Linked DNA regions of Mus musculus: all the other regions are linked to region 3. The links are chromatin loops, found by intact Hi-C in ENCODE. Cell type or tissue: left cerebral cortex. All regions are shown on one strand.

What was found. Peaks named below come from ENCODE experiments on the same cell type or tissue, not always from the same donor. Only the 100,000 strongest peaks of a DNase experiment are listed, where the experiment ranks them.
Region 1: a loop joins it to region 3, with 2.7 times the contacts of the local background. A loop is called at or near these places in 7 of 42 quality-filtered maps.
Region 2: a loop joins it to region 3, with 2.2 times the contacts of the local background. A loop is called at or near these places in 7 of 42 quality-filtered maps.

Annotation. Positions count from the first base shown.
Region 1 is chr7:4,087,669-4,095,668 of GRCm38, reverse strand. 9430041J12Rik (RIKEN cDNA 9430041J12 gene) reads left to right here. Exons shown (of 9, transcript NR_033568.1): 6 at 83-211. Among named protein-coding and RNA genes, the nearest start is that of Gm23741, 10 kb to the left of the region's middle. In left cerebral cortex, no CTCF peak of the experiment used is centred here; DNase peaks (open chromatin) are centred at 3,448, 7,402 and 7,874; H3K27ac peaks cover 1,504 bases.
Region 2 is chr7:4,115,136-4,123,135 of GRCm38, reverse strand. Ttyh1 (tweety family member 1) reads right to left here and starts at 3,606. Exons shown (of 14, transcript NM_021324.6): 1 at 3,356-3,606; 2 at 481-659. The coding sequence starts at 3,481. It overlaps 9430041J12Rik (RIKEN cDNA 9430041J12 gene), which reads left to right and starts at 2,408. Exons shown (of 9, transcript NR_033568.1): 1 at 2,408-3,225; 2 at 3,328-3,456. In left cerebral cortex, a CTCF peak has its summit at 3,659 (motif pointing left); DNase peaks (open chromatin) are centred at 2,366, 3,069, 3,574, 5,909 and 2 more places; H3K4me3 peaks cover 3,993 bases; H3K27ac peaks cover 5,649 bases.
Region 3 is chr7:4,022,657-4,030,656 of GRCm38, reverse strand. It overlaps Lair1 (leukocyte-associated Ig-like receptor 1), which reads left to right. Exons shown (of 8, transcript NM_001113474.1): 3 at 1,621-1,950. Among named protein-coding and RNA genes, the nearest start is that of Lair1, 37 kb to the left of the region's middle. In left cerebral cortex, CTCF peaks have their summits at 3,448 (motif pointing right) and 3,648 (motif pointing left); a DNase peak (open chromatin) is centred at 3,638.

The DNA.
Region 1 (8,000 bases), 65 kb before region 3:
GTCTCAGAACTGACTATGGTAATTCTACAATGTTGTCTAATTGTCTGTTATTTTCTTTTTAATCCTCACTCCTGCACTGGAGAACCTGTTGACTGGCTGAATGGGCTTGGTCAGCCATAAACAGGACATCTCTATCACACTCATTCTCCAAGGCCAAAGGGATCATCATCATGCAGAAGGAGAGAGGCTGATTCTGAGAGCCAGAGGCCAGGTAGGATGCAAGCTAAACAGTGTCTTCTGGATACAACAGGACTGATGTATTTTTTAAATTTAACTTTTTGCTTATTCTCTTTACATCTCGATCACTACTCCCTCCCAGTCCTCCCTCCCACAATTCTTCCCCATCCCCTTTCCCTTTCTCTTCTGAGTGGGTGGGGCACTTCAAGTCACTCTGAGGCTAGGTGCTTCCTCTCTTACTGAGGCCAGACAAGTCAGCCCAGCTAGAAGAACATATTCCACATGCAGACAACAGCTTTTGGGATAGCCCCAGTTCTAGTTGTTTGGGACCTACATGTAGACCAAACCACACATCTGCTACATATGTGCAGGAGGCCTAGGTCCAGCCCATGTATGTTCTTTGGTTGGTGGTTCAGACTCTGAGAGCTTCAAGGAGGGCATAAAATATAGAACTGCAGTATTTTATGAACTAAACAGGAGCTGTTGATGCCTGTACAAAATCATGCATTTGACAATCCAGCATGGTGGTGGGAAGGACTCACTAGTCCCCCTAATTAGCTGAGGAACTGTTGCTTCTGTTACTGATGTTACTGATGGCTTCTGGGAGAAGGAGAGTCAGTTTTCTTTAGAGGCATGGCCCCTAGTAAGTCCACTAAGCTCCAGTGTATGACCCTATACAGATGAGTGTATGAGTAGCAGAAATTGTGCTTTGAGGATTATTAAAATAAAAAAAACAAACAAAAAACCCAAGAGGACTCAAAGTAAGAAAGGGTGAAGGATGGATCTGAGAGGAGTTAGGGGAGGTGGGTATGATCAAAGAACATTGCATGAAAGGATGAGATTCTCAAATAATTAATAAAAATGCTATATTATAAAACCATTCGGGGTAAGCTGCTATTGGAAGAGCTCAAGCAGGATATGAGTAGATAGTCATTGTCAAATTCTTTTAACCATTATGTTTGAAAAATTTGCATATTGAATTGTTGAAGAGCTCAACCTTCTCACCCACAGGACTGTCAGTCACTTATTTACAGAAAAGAAATCCTCCTTGGGCACCTGGCAGCAAGTGTGTGGGAAGGCAGGAGGTACAGGAGGGTTTATTTAAGGCATCACCTTGGATGGTATGCACAGGGACAGATCATGGTTGCCATCTTTGGCTCTGAGCATGGAAGTTCTTTTCCTTTTCTTTTTTTGGAAAAAGTTTCCATCCATCTGGGGCTTGTTGGGGACTCTTGCTTTACCTTCTTTTATGGAAGCCAAAGTACTTGCTTGCCCAGTGTTACCCTATTGAGTCAGTTCCGTACTCCACCTATCTCACGGTTCTATGTGCGGCTTCTCTGGGGAAAGGTAAGACAGAGATACAAAGAATGATGGTGTACCTAGTTGCCCATTCTCCTTTCTTTCCTTCCCTCCCTTTCTCTTCCCTCCCTCTCCCCTTTTCCTTTCTTCCTTTCTCCTCTCCTCTCTTCTTCAATTTTTTCATTCCCTTGTCCTTGAGGCAGAGTCTCTTGATCTCATGGAGTTTAGGCTGACCTTGAACTCTGACCTCCTACTTTCACCTCTGTAGTGCTGGGATTGCCTGCACTACATCTGCTGGGATTGCCTGCACTACATCTGGTTTACCTGACACTGGGGATGAAAACCAGTGTTTTGTGCATATTTGGCAAAGACTTTAACATTTGAGTTATACCTCCAGTCCTAAACAGGAGCATCTTTCACACTGGTCCAAATTTGGAGCAATAGTCTGTCTCTACCTTGCTTCCTCTGAGTCATTTTGAGGAGGGATGATAAGGGATGGGATATGGTAGCAGGTCTCATTCTGTAGCACAGGCTGTCTCTGAAATTCTGGCAATTCATCTACCAACCCTCCTGAGTGTTGGAATTATCTACAGGCATAAACTGCCAAGCCTGGCCTCAGAGCTTGATTCTCTACCCTTTACTTAGATTTCATGAACTGCCTAACATCTTTGCAATCATGTTTTATTCCCATCCAGACAGGGTCTCATGTAGCTCAGGCTGGCTTCAAACTAATTAAAATGTCTTTGAAGTCTGAGTTCTTCTGCATCGACCTACCAAATGCTAAGATTCCATAAAAAAAAATGGACTACCACATCAGCCTTTAGAAAATTCTTGTTTCTTCAGATAATTTAATTACATTTATTTTGTGTGTGTGTGTGTGCAAGAGGAGAAGGCATACATGTCTCAGAGCATAAATGTAAAGGTCAAAGGTCAAATTCTCTACTTCTACCATATAGGTCCCAGGGAATGAACTCAGGTTGTCAGGCTTGGAGGCAAGCATCATACTCAATGAGCCATCTTGCCAACCTGAAACTGGCCTTGCTATACTGCCTAACTTATTTGCAATTACTATGTGTATATGTGTATCTGAATATATATATATGTGTACCATGTGTGTGCAGGAGTCTGTAGAGACCAGAAAAAGGGTGTTAGATCTCCTGGAACTGGAGTTACAGATGTTGTGTATAATGAGTACACACTCTGGGTCCTCTTCAAGAGTAGTAAGTGCTCTTGACTGCTGAGCCATCTTTCTGGCTCCCAGTTATCTAATTTAAAGAACACAAGCCAACTGCTCTTACTACGTTCACAGAATTGGGCAGCTTTTGCCACAATCAACATCTGGATATTTTAATCATCCAAGAAGGAAAACTTAAAACTGTTAGCACTAATTTCTTATTTCTCTCTTCCCTTAACCTTCTTCACCCATCCTGGCCCATGGCAACTCTTATAAAGGAAAACATTTAATTGGGGCTGGCTTACAGGTTCAGAGGATTAGTCCATTATCTTCATGGTGGGAAACATGGCAGAGTGCAGGCAGGCATAGTGCTGGAGAAAGAGCTGAGAGGTACTCTCAAGAGTACCTCTTGAGCTGAAGACAGAAGAAGAGATTGTGTGCCACACTGGGCACAAGATATAAAAGGCCACCCCCACAGGGACACTCTTCCTCCAACCAGATCATGCCTACTCCAACAAAGCCACAACTCCTAATAGTGCCTCTCTCTAAGCTTGGCCAAGAATTCAAACACGTGAGCTTAAGGGGGCCATACCTATTCCAACCACCACACAGACCTACTCTGGAAACGTAGCTGAGAACATCCTGATCCATGGGCAGCAGACAAAGAGAGAATCGCTGGGCAGGTGTGGGCCTTTGAAGCTCCAAAGCCCCTCCCACATCACACCTCAGTAACAAGACAACACATCCTAGTCCTTTCCAAACAGTTCTAACTGGGCACCAAGCAGTCAAACCTATAAGCCTGTGGGGGCTATTCTCACTTCTCACTAGAATTACCACAGTGGGAAAGTATGTTTGGCATTTAGATCCACATGGCTAGTAGAGAACTCTCACCAGTTGTATTTTTACCTCCACAAGTGTGGCATACACACACACACACACACACACACACACACAAACACACAAACTAAATACACCTAAATCTTAAAAAATAGAGCCAGGTAAAATAGTGGCTGGACAGAGGCTGGAAGATCTCTGTGTATGAGGACAGTCTGTTCTACATAGTGAATTTTTAGACCATCAGAGCTATATAATGAGACCTTACATAAAAATATTAAAATGAAAAAAGAAAGAAAGAAAGAAAAATGCTTTTTCTTTGCACCAGGAGCTGAATTAGGAAGCTTTATTTTTGCATCCATCATTTCTGAGCACAGGGCACAGCTGATTGAGGAGCAAGGGAAAAAAGAAATGTCAGGAATTAAGCCGGATATGAAGAATTTAGCCCTCCCTAGGATACTGGATGGGGGTTAAATGTTCTTAGATAAAGTTCACTGAAGATGACTAATTACTTCCATATCAGATCTTTCAGCCGGCCTACCACAATGTTTCCCCCCAGGTACCAGCAATTTAGTTGCTTGACTGAAAGCTGTCTAGACGTTTCCCCTTTGCCTAAATTCTATCAGGAGGTTCCTGGGAGCAGAACGGGCGACTACCCCAGGGAGGACAGTGACAAATCTGGATCCGAATCATGAGCTTAGTTACCAAGTTAAGCATCTAGCAGGTCTGTGGGTGACACCGCTGCTGTGTCTGAAGGCTCACTGGAGTAGATAGCCACTCCCTGGGGGCATCATGTGAGCTGCTAATCAAGCATCTGCTTCCTCAGCCATTATTCTAACTGTGGTGAGTGCTTTAAATACCCTGCGGCTGCTAAGAGAGCCAGGGATCGATCGAGCCACTGACACCTGGGACAGACGTCAAATCTGACAGGCTCCCCAAGGTACTTTGTTTCTACTGTTGGGACCACAATTATCATTGTGACTGCCATGCCAACAGCATCTCTGATTTGAGTAACTTTCCTTAAGCCTTGACAGCTTTAGAGAGCCCTTAGATGATCTTGCCAGTAACTGCTCCAGATAACTTTATCAGTGACCACTCCTGTCCGTCCCTTCACAGCTGTGTTACTCTGGTTGGGAAGGAACAGTACCAACCGGTGACAGCTAGTGTGTAGTCTCGACTGGCTATAAGCAGGGTTTCTCTCACTATTCACAGAGAAGGCTGGGAGACTTCCCTGGCTGTGGTTTGAATGAAAAAAACAAAACAAAACAAAAACAAACGCTCCCTGCCACATAGCCTCATGTAGTTGAACATTTGAACATTTACCCCCAATTGGTGGTACTCTTTGAAAAGGTTATGGAACCTTCAGGAAGTAGAACATTGCTGGAGGAAGTATATCACCATGGATGGGCTTTGAGGGTTTATAGCCTCATCCCACTTCCTGATCTCTCTCTGTCTCTGTCTCTCTAGCTCTCTGTCTCTGTCTGTCTCTGTTTCTCTGTCTGTCTCCCTCTGTCACTCTCTCACTTTCTCTCTGTCTCTGTCTCTTCCTCTCTCTCAGTGACTGCCTGTTTCTGTCTCAGTCTGTATGTCTGTCTGCCTCCTGTGTGCAGATGAAAATGTGACTAGCTCACTTTCTACTCTTGCTACCCTATCTAGCCTTACATGTTTCCATTGTTTTCCTGATATGAGGGACTTGATTCCTCAGGAATCCTAAGTCAAAATAAACCCCTTTCTTCCTTAATTTGCTTTTGTCAGGGCATTTTATAACAACAACTAACTAACTAGCACACCCCTTTTCTGCATTCCGTCATTCATGTTCATATAGTGTGGGCCACAGTAAAACCTGTTAATGATTGCATTGCTTAGTTATTGTCTCTATAGTTCGTAAAGTGAGTTGGGTTAGTAACACAAAGAGCACAAGACATCTATGGATGCCAGACCCTGGCACACTCAGCAGGCTTGCAGAAGTCAGAGAAGCACTCAGCAGGCTTGCAGAAGTCAGAGAAGGCATAGCTATAAGCCCCTACTACTGAGCATTCAGAGAGCCTCAGAGAGTTCCTTTCTCCAGCCGCCGAGTGCTGCTGAGAGGTGTCCTGATTAAGGACATCAGAGGGACCCGATGCTAAAAGAGCTGCTTCATGACTTCCATCTCAGTTGAACAAAATGACCCTTAGCCAAGTGAAATAATGAGAGTTCACTGGGAAGGCCAGATGCACCCTCCTCTACTGTCACCCATCTTGGTGTCCTCATTTCTGTTTTAAAAACCCACTGAGTCCCATTGGTGCCATCCCTATACTCTTGGCTATGTGGCTATCTACTGATGTGAAGTCAGCCTACAGGGGACCACACCCTTGAAGAACATTGACTCTCCTTCTCTCAGCAGCTATCAATTGTCAATAGATCCTTGGCTGGGGCTGGGATTTTTGTGCTCACCTTCCTGCCCCATGCTGGGATCTTATCCGACTTGAGTTTGTACCGGTCTTGTGCATGCTGTAACAAGCACTGAGTTCATACGTGCATCTGTCCTGTTGATTTGGAAAACACTGTTTCCTTGTGGTCATCCACCTCATCTGGCTCTTAAAATCTTTCTGCCCCATCTTAGGGCTGAGCACGCCATAGTCTCTTCTTCTCTGAACTTTGACAAGTTGTGGGTCTCCATGACCCCATCTTCTAGAGAAAGAAGCTTCTCTGAGGGTTGAGAGATGCACTAATCTATGGATATAATGATAAGTCATAATATAATATAATATAATATAATATAATATAATATAATATATCTGTTTAATACTATATCCATTTAGCAGACTAATAGTAGTAGGTTCTCCACTATGGCCTATGACCTTTCTAATTATAGGTTCTTGATGAGAGTTTTTTGAAACAGCCATGCTGTTTTTCAGTGGGCAAATGGCTAAACTGTGGCACATAATAGAATACTATCTGGCAATAAAAATGAAAGAGCTCCATTTTTTTTTAAAGCTAAATTGTCATGGCACCAAGCTATCTCCTAGCACCAAAACTCCTGCTCTAAGCCTGAGTCAGAGAAGCTTTTCTTTGCAGTGAATGGCAGTGAATGCAGAGACTCATGGCTGTTCGACGTGACTGTTGAGTGTGCAGCCCTAAAATAGGATATTCACATTGTTCCCCTTGTAGCCTGGGGAACATTGAAGAAAAGGGGGTAGGAAGAATGTAAGAGCTAGAAGATAGGGAGAAGATAGCTGTGAAATGCTTTCTCCCTAGCAGGACCCAGCCGTTGTAATCATGATCTCCCAACAGTTGTGGTCACCTGCACTGGGCCTTGCACAAGATTGGGCCAGTTATCAGTCAGTTATGGATAGAGCAGTTGCTTGTGATGTTCCACCTTTCTGTGCTGAACTACTGGATACTGACAGATTGGCGGGTTAGGTGTATCATTGCCTTTAGTTTTGCACCCACTGGTGAGTCTGTCAGGCTCCAATGAATAGTTTTAAACTCATGGTCCCACAGATGGCCCTAATTAAACTTAGTGGGCCACAAAACAAAGCAAAAGAACATGAATATGAGGAAAAGACTTGTGCTGAATGGGGAAGGGAAATAAAAGGTGTGGCTCAGTGGTAGAGCCCCTGCCTAGAATCCATCAGTGAGAATATAGGGGCATGGCTCAGTGGTAGAGTCCTTGATATCATATGTAAAGAGCTAGGTTTAATTCTAAGAACCAAATAAAAAGGGCGGGGGGAGTCATTCAACTTTTGGGGACTTCTGAGGGTGGCGGAGCTCTCCTCGGCCTCTTGAGGCTTGATGTTTCAGGAACATCCCTCTGCCTCTGAGTTGTGATCATGTCTCTAGTTATTGCCTACTGCCTGGGTTTGGAACCATGCTATTATTGCTTTGGACTCCACGACTGCATGGTAATCACCCAGCAGATCTAGTGTCTATAATTACTCCGCTGGCTGTGGGAGTTCCTGGTACAATGAGCCAGCTGGGCTGCAATTCCTCATCTGATCCCAGTGACTGTACATAGTTACAATCTGGTGTCTAAAACCCTGTCATCATTACCCGCCCTGTATAGCAATTTATTTTACTTATTAATAATGGCATTGAAGCTCCTATGTTTATGTTCCTCTTTTGGATGCTTCTAATGCTATCTTTTTCTTACACATGAGAGAAGTTAAGATATCTTATCACCTGGCAAAATAATATTGCAGACACTAGCCTCTGCAGATACACAATGGGAGTATTATAGACTCACCATGCACAGATCTGTGAGGTGTGTACTGTACAACTCAGAGGTTACTATGCCACATATGTGAGGTGCTCCTTGAGAGCCCCATCCCCATCATAGGCATTCAGAAGTCAACTCAATGCAGAGCCATGAGAAGGAAGGGGTGGGTGGCTGCTGAGGAAGATGGATGAGACTGTTTCAGGGTTGCTGCAATGACAGACCTCTGTGTGAGTAGTTCCGCTTTATAAAGGAAGTCTAGGAAAAAGAGACTCACCACTGGAGGTGTCTTCAACTTGGGACAGTTTGTGATACTTGCTC
Region 2 (8,000 bases), 92 kb before region 3:
CTTTCTGTGGCGTGTTCAGTGCCTGGCACAGAGTAGTTATGTTCAGTTGTTGAACTGATGAGTTGATGAGTGAGCGAATGAATGAGTTTGATCAGTGTTAACACTCATAGGGGACATCCAGGCACTGTGCACTCTCTAGTCTATTCTCACTGTAACTAGGGTATGCGTAGTGCCGCAAACCACGCGCTATAGATGGAGAAACTGAAGTCTAGAGAGTATCTCACGCCTCTAGATAGAACCGCGGGCCAATGAGAGAACCACTGAGATCTCCAAGCCTAGTAGGCTTTCTTTTCTCCTCCCAGGCAGGCTGCTTCACACCCCTCAAACCTCTCTATCCCCCACTCACAGGGCAGGCAGGCACTCTTAGTGCCTAGCGGTTCTCCCTCCTAACTCTGGGCTCATACCCCCAAGGTCTCTAGAAAAAGACAGCGAGTATAGGAATCTCTGTCCCCGCCCCCACCCACCCTGGGGCCCCATTACCAGCCCACGAGAAGGGCAGCAATGCAGCTCCAGGTGACGCAACCTCCTCCGGGTGGGGGACTCTTGGCCCCATGGGGTTCTGGAGGCCTGCAGCAGCAGAAGCGGATGAGGTAGACAGCGATGAAGATGAGGCTCAGGCCTAAACCAAGCCCAGCCAAGGCTGCCACCAGCAGCAGGGCCTGAGGAAGAGGTGTTGAGAAGCCTCAGAGGGCACTTCCATGTCCCAGACAAGAAGTTCCTTCTCAGCTGCATGGCAATTGAAATGAAACATGCCCCAAGGACTTGCTGCTGCTCTCTGAACTGTATGGGAATAAGGGGCAGGAAGGCCCCCGTGTCTGTATTTCGGGAGAACAGGAGAGGCAGCCTCCTTTACCCCTCTCTCCCTCCTGCTACTGAGCTCACACACCCACTGCAACTGAGTTTGTCACCCCAGGGCTGGGGATGGAAACAGGGATGCTGTGACAGCGTGTGTGTGTGTGTGTGTGTGTGTGTGTGTGTGTGTGTGTGTGTGTGAGAGAGAGAGAGAGAGAGAGAGAGAGAGAGAGAGAGTCAAGGCCCAGGGATGGAGATAGGGAAGGGAGACTGATGAGCAAAAGAGATGACGATGCAGACAGAAAGAGGCAGCCAAGGAAACAAGAGAGAGATATGGAGATAAGACACACAAAACATCAGAAGGATTAAATCAGAGATCGAGGAGAGAGACAGACAGAGATGAAGAGACAAAGAGGGGCATATACAGAACTATAGAAAAAGCAGACAGGGCGGAATGTGTAGCGAGACCCACAGGGTAGAGGAAAGGAAAGGTAGGCAGAAGGGATGTTTACAGCTCGAAACACCTTGTGGAACAGGGCGGCTCTGATCTAGGTGTGATAGTGCATGCCTGTAACCCCAGCATTCTGGCAGCTGAGGTGAGAAAACGGCCACACTTTCAGGCTAGACCAATCAATACACAAACTCCAGCCAGCCCCGACTAGAGAGTGAGGCCATGCTTCAGATAAACTATACTATAGTGGACTCTGCATATGGTAGGGTCTTTCAGAAGACCTGTGTCTCATGTCTTCTCATAGGCCCAGGGCTGGACACAGTTGTCCTAGAGTTACACAGCAGAGTAATGGAAGTGTGAGATCTAGAATCACAACCCTGCAGTCCCAGGGGCCACTGTCCTTAAACGGTGGCACAGCTGCCTGCCCTCCACATCATCTGTGTGCCCGACAAGTGTGTGCAGTGCAACGTTGATGTGGCCGTGAGTTTGCCTTCCATCAGATGAGGGCATATGGAGAGAGGATGAGGTATTTGTGTAGACCATGCTGCGTGTCTGTATGCAGCAGAATACTTGCGGGCATTAATGTTTTCTGAACACAGCTGCTTCAGTCAGTGAGTTGTGTTAAGTAGACTGAGTGAGTGTGTGTGTGTGTGAGCTTATGCTCATGTGAGATAGGGTAGCTGTGCATAATGTATGAGTGTGCCCGTGTGTGATGGTGCACACACGAGTGTGTTGTGTATATGTGACTGGTCATATGGTTGTTCAGGTCCTATCTCAGAGGCTCTCTTAGTTGGTCTTTCTGTGCTCACAATGGCCATTTCTATGAAGAATAATGTCCCAGGAATGCAACTGTGTGTGCCTCAGCTGTGACTGACTGATGAGTATCGGGTTGAGGGTTGAGTGAACTGCTCTGAGCGGCTGTGGTGGTACTGGGGACCCCAGGAGGGGATTCCTCGTGGCTGAGGGACTCTCCAGAGCCATAAGCCCCAAGAGTTGGGCTGGGAGTGGGTGGGCCGACCGGCTGGAGGCTGCGATTGTGTAAGTGGCTGTGGGCGAGGGGATGGCGGTGCTCATTTGGAGGGGAGAGGGGGCGGGTGGAGTAGGCAGGGAGGAGCCGCTCAGGCTGTGCCAGCCATGACCCAAATAGCAAGCACACCAGCACACGATCCCCCTCGCTGCTTTTCTGGGAACATCCCCCTCCCTCGAAGCTCTCCCAACCCTGTGCCCCTTTCCCAGAGGGCTGCCACAGAGGTTCAGACTTGAGGGGAGGGCAAGGCCAACTCCCAGCCCCCCACCAGGCCCCCAGCTCAGCCAAGCTTTTCTCCTCATTAATCTCAAAGTCAAGGACTTGAATTAAACTGGGTCAGGGGACAGCACCTCCGCCCCCCCCCCCCCACGAACCGCAGCTGGGCCTCTTTCCCTAGGGACCCCAGAGTCTGTGAGGGTCCACCACCAGCCTCACCCTCCTGGGACCCAGGCCTGTTGTCTTCCTTAGCCTGGAACCTAACCACATTTCTATCCCAACCCTCTCTGGCACCCTAACAACCCCTTCCCTCCTGGGACAGGCTGAAGGCACCTTGAATCCTCATCTTACCTCAGCTGGTTTCCCCAGTCCTGATCTCTGTTCCCTATTTGAGGATATCAATCCTTCCCAGACCTCGGCTGCCTCCCCTGCCTTCCCTCTCTCAGTCCTTTCTCTACCCCCACCCCCCCGCCAAAAAAAAATTTTTTTTTAATTTAATCTGGGACATATTTACTAGTCGGGATTCTGTGGGGGCGGGGTCCTTCTCGCCTGGGACCTCAAGAGCGGACCTTTCCTTAGATGACCCTAAAGACTGGCTTTCCAGGCAGGTCTCAGAAACCCAAATGCTGGGCCCCCATCTCCTCCCATTCAGGATTCTTGGAAGTCTAGGATCCCAGCTCTCCTTATCTGGGAAGAGAGGGGTCTGCACCCCCAGCGCACGTCCTAGGGGAACCTCAAGGTATGAGCGCTATACCTCTGATCTTGGACTTGTACTCACAAATGCAGGCCGGGTCCCCAGCCCCTAAGACGCCGGAACTCTGACCCAGCCTCCTGTTCCCAGGGGACCTGGCCCAGGTTTGCCATCCCACCTGCTGGTACTCTTGGTCGCGGGGAGCAAAGCCGCTGGGCACCGGGCGGAGCTGGAAGTCGGCGCGGGGCAGCTGGTGGAGGAGATGCACCCAGGCAGAGGGTCGGTAGCCCGGGGGTGCCCCCATGGCCCCGGGGAGGGGCAGCGGGGCGGACCGGGCCGGGAGCCTCGGTGCTGTGCGGGGCGCGGGCGGAGCGGGGTTTGCGGGGCTCCCGGGAGCAGGAGCCCGGAGGGCCGGGGGTGGAGATTGGGGAGGGGGGAGGCGAGGCAGCGCCTCAGTGCTGCCTCTGGCGGTCACCGGAGGCAATGCGGCGTGAGCAGTGGTCCCCGTTGCTCCGCCCTCTCCTGGGCTCCCACCTGCTGCCTGTGCAGGTGAAGGGTCTTTGCTCATGTCAGTGGTATGCAGGGGCTGTGCTTGCTGAGAACAAAATGGATTCGCCCGCCTTGTCCCTGTCTGTATAAGAGCCAGGATACTGGGATTTCTCTTTCAAGCACACAAGCTCTTTATCCTTATGTAAAACCTTCACCTTGGTGTAAAGGTCATTAGTATTTGAGCAGCAGTTAGCCAGGCGCGCCAATAAAAAATCCCTCACTTTTCCGTTTGTAAAGACAGCTTCTGCTTAGGTAAGAGTCTCCTTCTCCACGACACATTTTGTCATTACCTGTATATGGACACAGTTTCTAGACAGAAATCTTCCTGTGTGAGCAGACCCTTCCAGAAAGACCTACACATGCCGTGAGAACTGTTTGTATAAGAACTCCACCAACTTTGAATAGGATCCTAATTATCTATCTATATAGGGGCCCATCCCATTTGTGTATGGTGGCTTCCCACATGTTTGAGACCTTCTCCAAACTGCTTCATTCTCTAGAATGACCCCCACTACTTGCCACTCACGTAAAGTTTGCAAGTGATCTTCTAGCCAAAATATTTGTGTTGGGTCTCATGGGAAGCTGCTAAAGTCACACAGATAGATGATGGGAGGCAGGTATCCCTGGAGGGACCCTGGCCACCATGAAATCATCACTCAGACCTTTACTGTGTGACCTAACATTCCCAGGGTGCTGCTCAACTGTCCCTTTTGGTGTGTAGGAGGCCTAATTTTTGCCCCTAGAACGCCCAGTAGTGTTTCTGTCTGCCTAGGGGAGGGTATTGGATGGGAAGGAGTAAGAGTTGACCCCCCCATGCCATCCATGAATTTTAGTTGAGAATGGTAGAAAGGGCTAGCAAGAGAAGTAATGATGATTGTGTTTGTGATGACTGATGGTCCTGGTGATACCGATGGTAGTCATGGGGATGGCAGAGTTGTGATGGTGGTGGTGATAATGGTGATGGTCATGGTGGTGGTGATGGTGATACAGTTCCTGATGATGATGGTGGTGGTGAGAATGATGATGGTGAGCATGCAGATGATAAGATTTTCTTGGTGTTGATGATGGTAGCTGAAGAGACAGTGGTGATGAAGATGGTGGTGATGATAGTGATGCTAGTGATGGTAGTGATGGTGATAGTGATGGATAGTGATGTGATGATGGTGGAGATGATGATGGTAGTGATAATGATGAAAGTGGTAGTGATCATTGTGATGATGATGGTGATGATGGTGATCATGACCAGAATATTGGTGATGACAGTAATGATGCTGGCATGATAATGGCAATGATGATGTCAATGGTAATGACAATAACAAATAGAAGTAAGAAGTTGGATGGACTCATGTTCCCCACCATCCCAACCAAGTGGTCTGAATGGGGCTTGGAAAAGACAAAGACTCTGAGATGAGCAGCTGGAGGAGGCATTCTAACTGACTTTAAGTGAGTTCTGAATCTAAAGTCTTTATTTCCCCATCTATAAAACCGAGAGGATAAATATTTTATGTGTCAGTTTAAAAGACAAGTGAGAGCCAGAGAAGGTAAGCAGTAGCATCCCAACTCAGAATCAAAAGCTTTAATGAGAAATAGTAATCTGGGACAGATTCACAGACAGACACAGACACATGGACATAGGGACACAGACACACAGACACACAGACACACACACACACACACAGATGGGGGAGCGGGAGAGAGATGGGGGCGGGGAGAATTTGAACTGATTGCCTCTCTTTCCCTCCACTCCATTTGTCTCCGTCTGCCTCCTGAATGTGTGGTTTGGTTCCAGAAGGCAGCCCCCTTGGGGAATTGCTTCAGTCTGCATTGATTCAACTCAAGACACCTGTCCCATTACATTAGAGATGTGTGGTATGTCTGATACAGGTCTGTTAGTTTGACCTGCATCAGACATTATACCCTATTTATTTCTTTTGGATATGGAGATATGGTCCTTGTTGGTTTCTGGAGTCCCCAGCTGGGGACTTTATTCCCAAATAACCTCAGGGCCCATGGGCATTAATCCAAGCTGCGTGTGGGGAAGCTGGTTCTGGACACGTGGTTGATGCCATTTAGTCTCAGCCAGTGTTGCCATATGGGAAGAGGAACCCAGCCTTACCAGATGTTCCAAATTTCCAAACGAAGACTGAAATCTGAATATTTTTAAAGCAAAATCCCTCAGCTTTTAAATGTTAAAATGAATTCAAATAAAAAAAATGACTATGTGGGCCAAATAAAACCTGTCCGTGGGTTGGAGCTGGCTGGTCTGCAAGCTCTGGTCTATCCAGACACTGTGCCTCACTGGCATGCAAGGGGCAAGCAGAGGAAGAGGCGGGACATGGTGATGCTGAGCCAGAGAAATGTGAGAGAAGCTCTGGAGGGCCCCTTTTCTAGGGGACCCTCTTTCGCAGCCCTTCCTGACAGAAGGTGAGAGCAGGTCAGAAGCTGAGAGACTACTTAGACTATAGGAGCCTTACTGGTTAGCCAGGTAGGTGGAGGTTCCTGGAAATATTACCGCATTTTGCTTCCTATTCCTAGCACATAGTAGGTCCTCACTAAATGGAATCAGCTATGATTCATTGTCCTACATGCCTCATACACAATGCAGGTCTCTGCTCTGTTCCAGGCACTGCTTTGTGTCCTAAAAGCAAGCAACACAGCCTCCTATGGATAATAGCTCCCCATGTTTATATAGTAAGTAAGGCAAAGAAGAAATATAGTGTATGACTTTTGGAAAAAGGAAATATTTAAGTGAAGGTACCCCTGAGATGCCCACACATCTGTATTTACTGCAGCACTATGAACAATTGTCAAGTTACAGAATCAGACAGGGTATCCATCAACAGATGAATGGATTAAAAATAAGTGTTATGTATACACACAACAGAATTTTGTGCAGCAGTAAAGAATGAATCATTATTTGCAAGAAATTAGATGGAACTGGAGATCCTCGTGTTAAGTGACATAAGCCAGATTTATAAGGGCAAATATTGCATGTTTTCTGTCATATGTAGAACTAGATCATATTCATACATGTATATATGAATATGATCTATATATGATCTTTCTATATATAGAGAGATCTACTCTCTATATACATATATAGAGAGAGAGAGAATATTATGAAACAAATTGCAATGTACAATAAATAAATACTAATAACAATTAAAATAAGTAAATATTCTATTTGAATACGTAATGGGAAGAAATGATTGCTTCTGGATACAGAAGACACGTAAGATATGGCTCTCTTCATGTGTGAGGGTTACATTCAAGCATATACTCAAATAACTGACAGCTTGCACCTCACAGCTGAACTACCTAAAGTGAGTCCAGATGGTAGAGTTGCTAATTTTATGTGCTAAGATGACTGGGTTGGGGGATACATGGATTATTGGTACAGTAGCCAATATTTCTTTATTCACATTGGGTGTGTCTGAGGGCAGTTGTTAGAGATTAGATTTCAATTCATCACTCAGATGCAAGATTCTTTTTTTTTTTTTTTTTTTTTTTGGTTTTTCAAGACAAGGTTTCTCTGTGTAGCCCTGGCTGTCCTGGAACTCACTCTGTAGACCAGGGTGGCCTTGAACTCAGAAATCTAATCTGCCCGCCTCTGCCTCCCGAGTGCTGGGATTAAAGGCATGCGTCACCACGCCTGGCCAGATGCAAGATTTTTGCCTCTCCCCCATCTATTGAGGGTTAGAAAAGGTTCACACTCTATTCTATACCTGTAACATCCTCTTCTTCTGGTGCAGGACACTTGAACACCCGATTCTCTAGCCTTCAGACTCAAAGGGAAGTCAACTTCTTCCTTCTCTGGGTCTTTTTAGCTTTCATGGTTGTTTACACCAATTCTCATCATAAATTTAATTCAATCTATATTTGTATCTGTGTGTCTGTCCATGTGCATGTATATATGTATGTATGCATGTATGCATGTATATATCTATCTGTCTGTCTGTCTGTCTGTGGTGCATTGAATAGGAAATGCCTGCTCCCTCCCCACCAGACTCAGGGACTTAAACACTTGGTCCCCAGTTAGTAAGAGCTGTATGGAACCTATAGGAGGAGGTACCTTGCTTGAGGAAGTACATCACTAGGGATGGGCTTTGAGAGTTTTAGCCTCATGACACTTTCAGGTTGTTTCCTCTGTTTCATGCTTGCAGTTGAAATGTAATCTCTCAGCTTTCAGCTCCAGTCTTCTGCTATCATGACCCTGCCCCCACCCCAAACATTACAGCTTCTCCCTTTAGAATCCTAAACTTAAATAAAAAGTT
Region 3 (8,000 bases):
TCTGAGAGACTGTCAAGGCCCTTCCTTTAAGAGTCTTTGTTGAGAAGTCTTGTGGAATTCCAATAGGCCTGCCTTCATGTGTTACTTGGCCTTTTCCTGTGCAGCTTTTAATATTATTCTTTGTTCTGTGTTTAGTTTTTTGATTATTATTATTTTATCCAGAAGCCTTTATTTATGTTTTATCCCAGAGGCTTCACTTGTTTATCCCAGAGTCTTTTCTGGACCTGTGAACTAGGCATCATGCACCTTAATTTTTCAAAATTATTTTTAATTAAAATATAATTGCATAATATTCCCCATCTCTATAACCTTAACCCCTTTTATATTCCTCCTTTTTATTATCCCTCTCAAATCCATGGCCGCCTTCTTTATTATTCACACACACACACACTCACACAACGTGCTGTTTAATGCTTAGTGTAGTTTATTTGTATGTGCTTTTAGAGATTACTAAATCATATTGGATAGCCAATTAAGGGCTCATCTCTGGGGGAAAACTAATTTTACTCTCTTAGCAGTCATTAAATACATTAAATACTCTTTATCTAGAATTGGCACCCTGTAAGATCCTTCAGCTAAGCTCAGATATCAACTGATGTTTTTGTTCAGGGCATGTTTAAGTAGCCATACTTTTGATGTATCATGTGTGTAGTTTCCATGTTATATCAATGTTTGCTTCTCCTTGTCCCTGTTTGCTATGTGCAAGGAATTTACTCTTGTCTCTTGGATCTCAGTGGAAGTATTCCTTCTTTGTCATCCAAGGGAGTGCATCTCTGATCTCACCTGTCTCTTGAGAGTTATATGCTCATCTCCTTACATTAGTTGCAGCCTTGCTGCCATTATATTGGACAATTCTTTTCTCAACATCAATTTTCCCTCCCATACTTTCCCTTCAAATGGAAGAAATTGTGTTCTTATATAAGTCAAACCACGGAATCATAGAAAGCATCTCTAGAAGATATTAAACATGGTAAAAGAATGAGTCAAGGGAGGAGAGCAGACTAGAGAATGTTGGTCTAAAGGCACATAATATCATTTGCTCATAAATAATGACAGGAGGCATATTGTGCAGTAGCAACTATACATTTGTAAGCTTGGAAACTGATAAGGGCAGGGGCGGTAAATATTCACAAAAAGGTAAATTCACATGCTTTAAATTTGTCTCTTGATATATGTATGTATATGTATATATGTGTATATACATATATGATTTTATGGGGGTGCTCCTACATCTAGGTAGTTTGAAGCAGGTAGGATTTTTAGCTCCAATAACAGAATGGAAAGAAGGTGGAGATAAAGGTAGAGAACACAGAGGTCCCTGAAGTAAGCGGGGGGGGGGGGGGGGAGCAGTGGGCTCTGCAGCAGACATGTCAAGACTGTTGTTCTGAGATTGCCTTGGATCAATCTTTACCAGACTCAACATGTGGTCAATAAGGTCCTTATTGCCATATGATGGGTATTAATGTGCACAGAAAGTGGAGATATTATAATGCTGGAGTTTGATCGTGTCTAGAGAACTCTAAATTTGGTAAGAAAATGGATTGGTGCACCTAAATTGGTTTTCTGTTATGGCACTGTCCTCACTGTGTATATTAAGATTCCTGCTCTCCTCTCTTCTAGGTTCTCTGCCTGATATTACCATCTTCCCTAATTCAAGTCTTATGATCTCCCAAGGGACTTTTGTAACTGTTGTGTGCTCATACTCTGATAAACACGACTTGTATAACATGGTCCGCCTGGAGAAGGACGGCAGCACCTTTATGGAAAAGAGCACTGAGCCTTATAAAACAGAGGATGAATTTGAGATTGGGCCAGTGAATGAAACCATTACTGGACATTATAGCTGTATCTATTCGAAGGGGATTACCTGGTCCGAACGTAGTAAGACGCTGGAGCTAAAGGTGATCAAAGAAAATGTCATCCAGACTCCTGCCCCAGGTCCAACCTCAGGTTTGTTCTTACAACCCTGGATTCTACCCATAGTTGTGATTCCTTGCCTCCATCGCCTTTGTTATTTCTTAACCCCAAGGTTCCTTTCCCCAACCCCACTCATCACATGTCCCCCTTAATCTAACACTTCAGATTCTCTGGAACTTTACTCTTACTAGACACCATGAATGGCTTGGATACAGCTACAGTCTGAGGGGTAGAGTACAGAGCTGTCGCTTCTTACTGGGTAGCAACTGAGCCTCAGCAGTGGTAGGGGCAGTCTGCTCTCAAGGTGATTTACGTCTTTTTACTGGTTACAGTAAACTCTCCTGTCCTTCTACCAAGTCAGAGCCCGTCGTGGCTGCAGGAAATAATCTCCTGTAGGGAGGTGTCATCTCACTAGACAGGTAATGTGGTTCAAGGATGGCTTGTGGGCAGGCCTGGGTCGTTGTTCTGGGGGTGCTTTGGTACGAAATGGTCAGGCTCCAGAATGTCCCGGAGTCAGGTCCAGGGAGAAGCTTTAGTCTACTTCCCATTGTCTTCCAGGTCTTCCCAGGAGTTGCTTAGTACTGATTCTGTGAGGCCATGCAGAGCAAATGAGGAAAGAACAGAGGAAGGGTCACCTCACCCCCACTCCCCCCCCCCCCCAGCAGGAGGTATTGAGGAGGGACTCTGTCGGGTTTCTTGTTTTCCATGCCCTGCCCTTTCAGGTGTTTCTCATAATTTGTGACTGAGTGATTGGCAGTTCACTCATTTTGGATGAATACTTAGGATGGAGAAGAGGTCTACATAGCTGCTCTCATAAGCTCTCAATCCTTCACCCTGCCTCTTTGATGGTGTAGTAGTTTGTTAGAGCTTATATGCTGGGTTGATGTCACAACCAGCCTTTTGCTTAACTTTGGAACGAGGCATCAGGATGTCATTAATACTATTTTTTGTTGTTATTTTGTTTCATTATTTTGTTTTTAAGACCGGGTTTCTCTATGTAATGCTGGCTGACCTTAACTTGCCACATAGACCAGGCTAACCTTGAACTTACAGAGATCCTCCTGCTCATGCCTTCTGAGTTCTGGGATTAAAGGAGTATGCCAGCATGCCCATGCCCAGAGATCCTACTTTTTTTTTTTTTTTAAGGAGGAACATCAATATGAACTAACCAGTACCCCTAGAACTCCTTGGAACTGTAACATCAATCAAAGAAAACACATGGTGAAACTTGTGGCTCTAGCTATATATGTAGCAGAGGATGGCCTATTTGGTTATCAATGAGAGGAGAGGCCCTTGGTTCTGTGAAATCTGTATGCTCCAGTATAGGGGAATGCCAGGAATGGGAATGGGTATGTTGGGGAGCAGGGGGAGGGGAGAGGGGATAGGGAATTTTCAGAGGGGAAACTAGGAAAGGGGATAACATTTGAAATGTAAATAAAGAAAATATCTAATTAAAAAAAAGATTTATTCTGTTTACACTGTCTGTGTGCATGCCAGAAGAGGGCACCAGATCTAATTATATATGGTTGTGAGCCTCCATGTGGTTGCTGGGCTTCTGGAAAAGTAGTCAGTGCTCTCAACCTCTGAGACATCTCTCCAGCCTCCTTCTATATTAAATATGAAGAAAATTAACTTTTGGTCAAAGACACCAAGTTCTGAAGACTCTGGGAAGAAGCAGAAGCAGTCTTCACAGCGACAGCCAGACCACTGCACAGCTGTATGCTACCCCCTTGTGGTATGTGTCTCATTGTACACATTGTGTGAGCAAGATCATTAGGGCTCAACCTGAGCCAGTTTCGTCTCTGTGACAAAGAAGAGAACTTTCTCAGTGTCTGTGCAGACACAATGGGAAGAATCCCTGAGATGAAAGGGGCATGAGAAGGGTGTGGCCTGTGAACAGTCAATCTGCGGTGCTGTGTGATGTGAATAAGCTTTTCTCACTCCTCCTGTCCCAGGCTGTTGGGCTGTATTACTCCCTAGGTGTTGCTGCACTTTGGCCACAACTCTCTCAGGAGGAGATGTAGTCCTGAGTCTTCTATGCTCATTCTGATCTAGGCCATGATAGTGTAAAGCTAAGATCCTAGCTCAGGCAGGTTGATGGTGGTCAGAAACACACGGTGTGGGGAAAGTAGAGGGGACCAAGATAATGAATGCTGTTTCGTTCAGAGCCTATTGTGTGCCATTTTGGTGGGACATGCCATGATGTGTTTCCCAGCTGAACAGATCTGGGTCACCATCCTATCTTTGAATTTATTAATAAATATCCTCTCATTTGAAATGCATTAGTCTGAAAGTGAGTTGAAGCAGACACTTTTGGAGAGGGAAGAGAAATGCTCCCGCCCTTCTGAGCATTAATGGAGAGATGGGGCAAACCAAAGAAACACATTAAAATTTCAGATCTAAAACTAAATTTATATTAAATTATATAAATTTATATGACTTATATAAACACATAAGCAATATTATTGGTGTAACAGTATAATGTATCTTTTTAAATTACATGTTATAATTTATTTTTTAATTGGTTATTTTATTTATTTATATTTCAAATGTTGTCCCCTTTCCCAGTTCCCCCTCCGCAAATCCCCCATCCCATTCTCCCTCCCCTTTGACTCTAAGAGAGTGCTCACCCACCCACCCACCCACTCTTGCCTCACCCCTCTATAATCCCCTTACATTATGGCAACAAGCCTCCACAGGACCAAGGGCCTACCTCCCACGGAGGCAGATAAGGCAATACTCTGCTACATATGTAGCTGGAGTCATGAACCCGTCCATGTATACTCTTTGGTTGGTAGTTTAATCCCTGGATACTCTTGGGGGTCTGGTTAGCTGATATTGTTCTTCCTATGGGGTTGTAATCCCCTTCAGCTCCTTTAGTCCTTCTCCTCACTCTTCCCTTGGGGTCTCCAGGCTCTGTCTGATGATTGGCTGTGAGTATCTGCATGTGTCTTAGTCAGATGCTGGCAAAAACTCTGAGTCATCCTAGGGTCTTGTCTGGGAGCACTTCTTGGCATCAGCAATAGTGTCTGGGCTTGGTGTCTGCAGGTGGGATGGACTCAAAGGTGGAGCAGTCACTGGATGGACTTTCCTTCATATTTTGTCCCTGCATTTCCTTTACCCAAAACAATTCTGGGTTAAAAATTTTGAAATGAGTACATGGTCCTATTCCTCAACTGGGGGCCATGCCTATCTACTGGAGTTAGTTTCTTCAGATTCTATTTCCTCCTTGTTGGGTATTTCAGCTAATGCCATTCCTGTTGGGTCCTGGGAACCTTTCACTTTCCTGGCATCTGGGATTTTTTAGTGGTCCCCCCTCCTTCTTCCCTACCCTGCACTGCAATGTATTTCTATTCATTCACTTGAGCCTCTGGACTTCTCTCTTGTCTCTTCCTATACCTGATCCTGCCCCCTTTTCCCTTCCCATCTTCTCTCCCTCTCAGGTCTCTTCCTTCTTCTTCTTCCTGTGGTTATTTGTTCCCCCTTCTAAGTAGGATTGAAGCATACACACTTTGGTCTTTATTCTTGTAAAACTTGATATGATTTGTGAGTTGTATTGTGAGTATTCTGACATTTTGGGCTAATATCCACTTATCAGTGAGTGTCCATGTGTGTCCTTTTGAGTCTGGGTTAGTTCACTCAAGATGATATCTTCTACTTCTATCCATTTTCCTGCAAAATTCATGAAGTCATCATTTTTTAATAGCTGTGTAGTACACCATTGTATAAACATACTGCATTCTCTGTATCCATTCTTCTGTTGAGGGACATCTGAGTTGTTTCCAGCTTCTGACTAGTATAAAAAAGGTTGCTATGAACATAATGGAGCATGTGTCCTTGTTATATGTTGGAGCATCTTTTGGGTATATGCCCAGTAGTAGTATACCTGGGTCTTCAGATCAAATTATTTCCAATTTTCTGAGGAACTGCCAGATTGATTTCCAAAGTGCTTGTACAAGTTTGCAATCTCACCAGCAACGGATTAGTGTTCCTCTTTCTCCACATCCTCGCCAGTATCTGCTGTCACCTGAATTTTTGATCTTAGCCATTCTGACTGATGTGAGGCAGAATCTCAGAGTCTTTTTGATTTGCATTTCCCTGATGACTAAGGATGTTGAACATTTCTTTATGTGCTTCTCAGCCATTCAAGTTTTCTCAATTGAGAATTCTCTGATTAGCTCTGTTCCCCAGTTTTGTTTTTTTTTTATCCTTCTTTTTTTTTTTTTTTCATATTCTCTAGGTTTTTTTTTTTCCATTTTTTATTAGGTATTTAACTCATTTACATTTCCAATGCTATACCAAAAGTCCCCCATATCCACCCACCCCCACTCCCCTGCCCACCCACTCCCCCTTTTTGGCCCTGGTATTCCCCTGTACTGGGGCATATAAAGTTTGCAAGTCCAATGGGCCTCTCTTTCCAGTGATGGCCGACTAGGCCATCTTTTGATACATATGCAGCTAGAGTCAAGAGCTCCGGGGTACTGGTTAGCTCATAATGTTGTTCCACCTATAGGGTTGCAGATCCCTTTAGCTCCTTGGCTACTTTCTCTAGCTCCTCCATTGGGAGCCCTATGATCCATCCATTAGCTGACTGTGAGCATCCACTTCTGTGTTTGCTGGGCCCCGGCATAGTCTCACAAGAGACAGCTACATCTGCGTCCTTTCAATAAAATCTTGCTAGTGTATGCAATGGTGTCAGCGTTTGGATGCTGATTATGGGGTGGATCCCTGGCTATGGCAGTCTCTACATGGTCCATCCTTTCATCTCAGCTCCAAACTCCGTCTCTGTAACTCCTTCCATGGGTGTTTTGTTCCCAAATCTAAGGAGGGGCATAGTGTCCACACTTCAGTCTTCATTCTCCTTGAGTTTCATGTGTTTAGCAAATTATATCTTATATCTTGGGTATCCTAGGTTTGGGGCTAATATCCACTTATCAGTGAATACATATTGTGTGAGTTTCTTTGTGAATGTGTTACCTCACTCAGGATGATGCCCTCCAGGTCCATCCATTTGGCTAGGAATTTCATAAATTCATTCTTTTTAATAGCTGAGTAGTACTCCATTGTGTAGATGTACCACATTTTCTGTATCCATTCCTCTGTTGAGGGGCATCTAGGTTCTTTCCAGCTTCTGGCTATTATAAATAAGGCTGCTATGAACATAGTGGAGCATGTGTCCTTCTTACCTGTTGGGGCATCTTCTGGATATATGCCCAGGAGAGGTATTGCTGGATCCTCCGGTAGTACTATGTCCAGTTTTCTGAGGAACCGCCAGACTGATTTCCAGAGTGGTTGTACAAGCCTGCACTCCCACCAACAATGGAGGAGTGTTCCTCGTTCTCCACATCCTCGCCAGCATCTGCTGTCACCTGAATTTTTGATCTTAGCCATTCTGACTGGTGTGAGGTGGAATCTCAGGGTTGTTTTGATTTGCATTTCCCTGATGATTAAGGATGTTGAACATTTTTTCAAGTGCTTCTCTGCCATTCGGTATTCCTCAGGTGAGAATTCTTTGTTCAGTTCTGAGCCCCATTTTTTAATGGGGTTATTTGATTTTCTGAAGTCCACCTTCTTGAGTTCTTTATATATGTTGGATATTAGTCCCCTATCTGATTTAGGATAGGTAAAGATCCTTTCCCAATCTGTTGGTGGTCTTTTTGTCTTATTGACAGTGTCTTTTGCCTTGCAGAAACTTTGGAGTTTCATTAGGTCCCATTTGTCGATTCTCGATCTTACAGCACAAGCCATTGCTGTTCTGTTCAGGAATTTTTCCCCTGTGCCCATATCTTCAAGGCTTTTCCCCACTTTCTCCTCTATAAGTTTCAGTGTCTCTGGTTTTATGTGAAGTTCCTTGATCCACTTAGATTTGACCTTAGTACAAGGAGATAAGTATGGATCGATTCGCATTCTTCTACACGATAACAACCAGTTGTGCCAGCACCAATTGTTGAAAATGCTGTCTTTCTTCCACTGGATGGTTTTAGCTCCCTTGTCGAAGATCAAGTGACCATAGGTGTGTGGGTTCATTTCTGGATCTTCAATTCTATTCCATTGGTCTACTTGTCTGTCTCTATACCAGTACC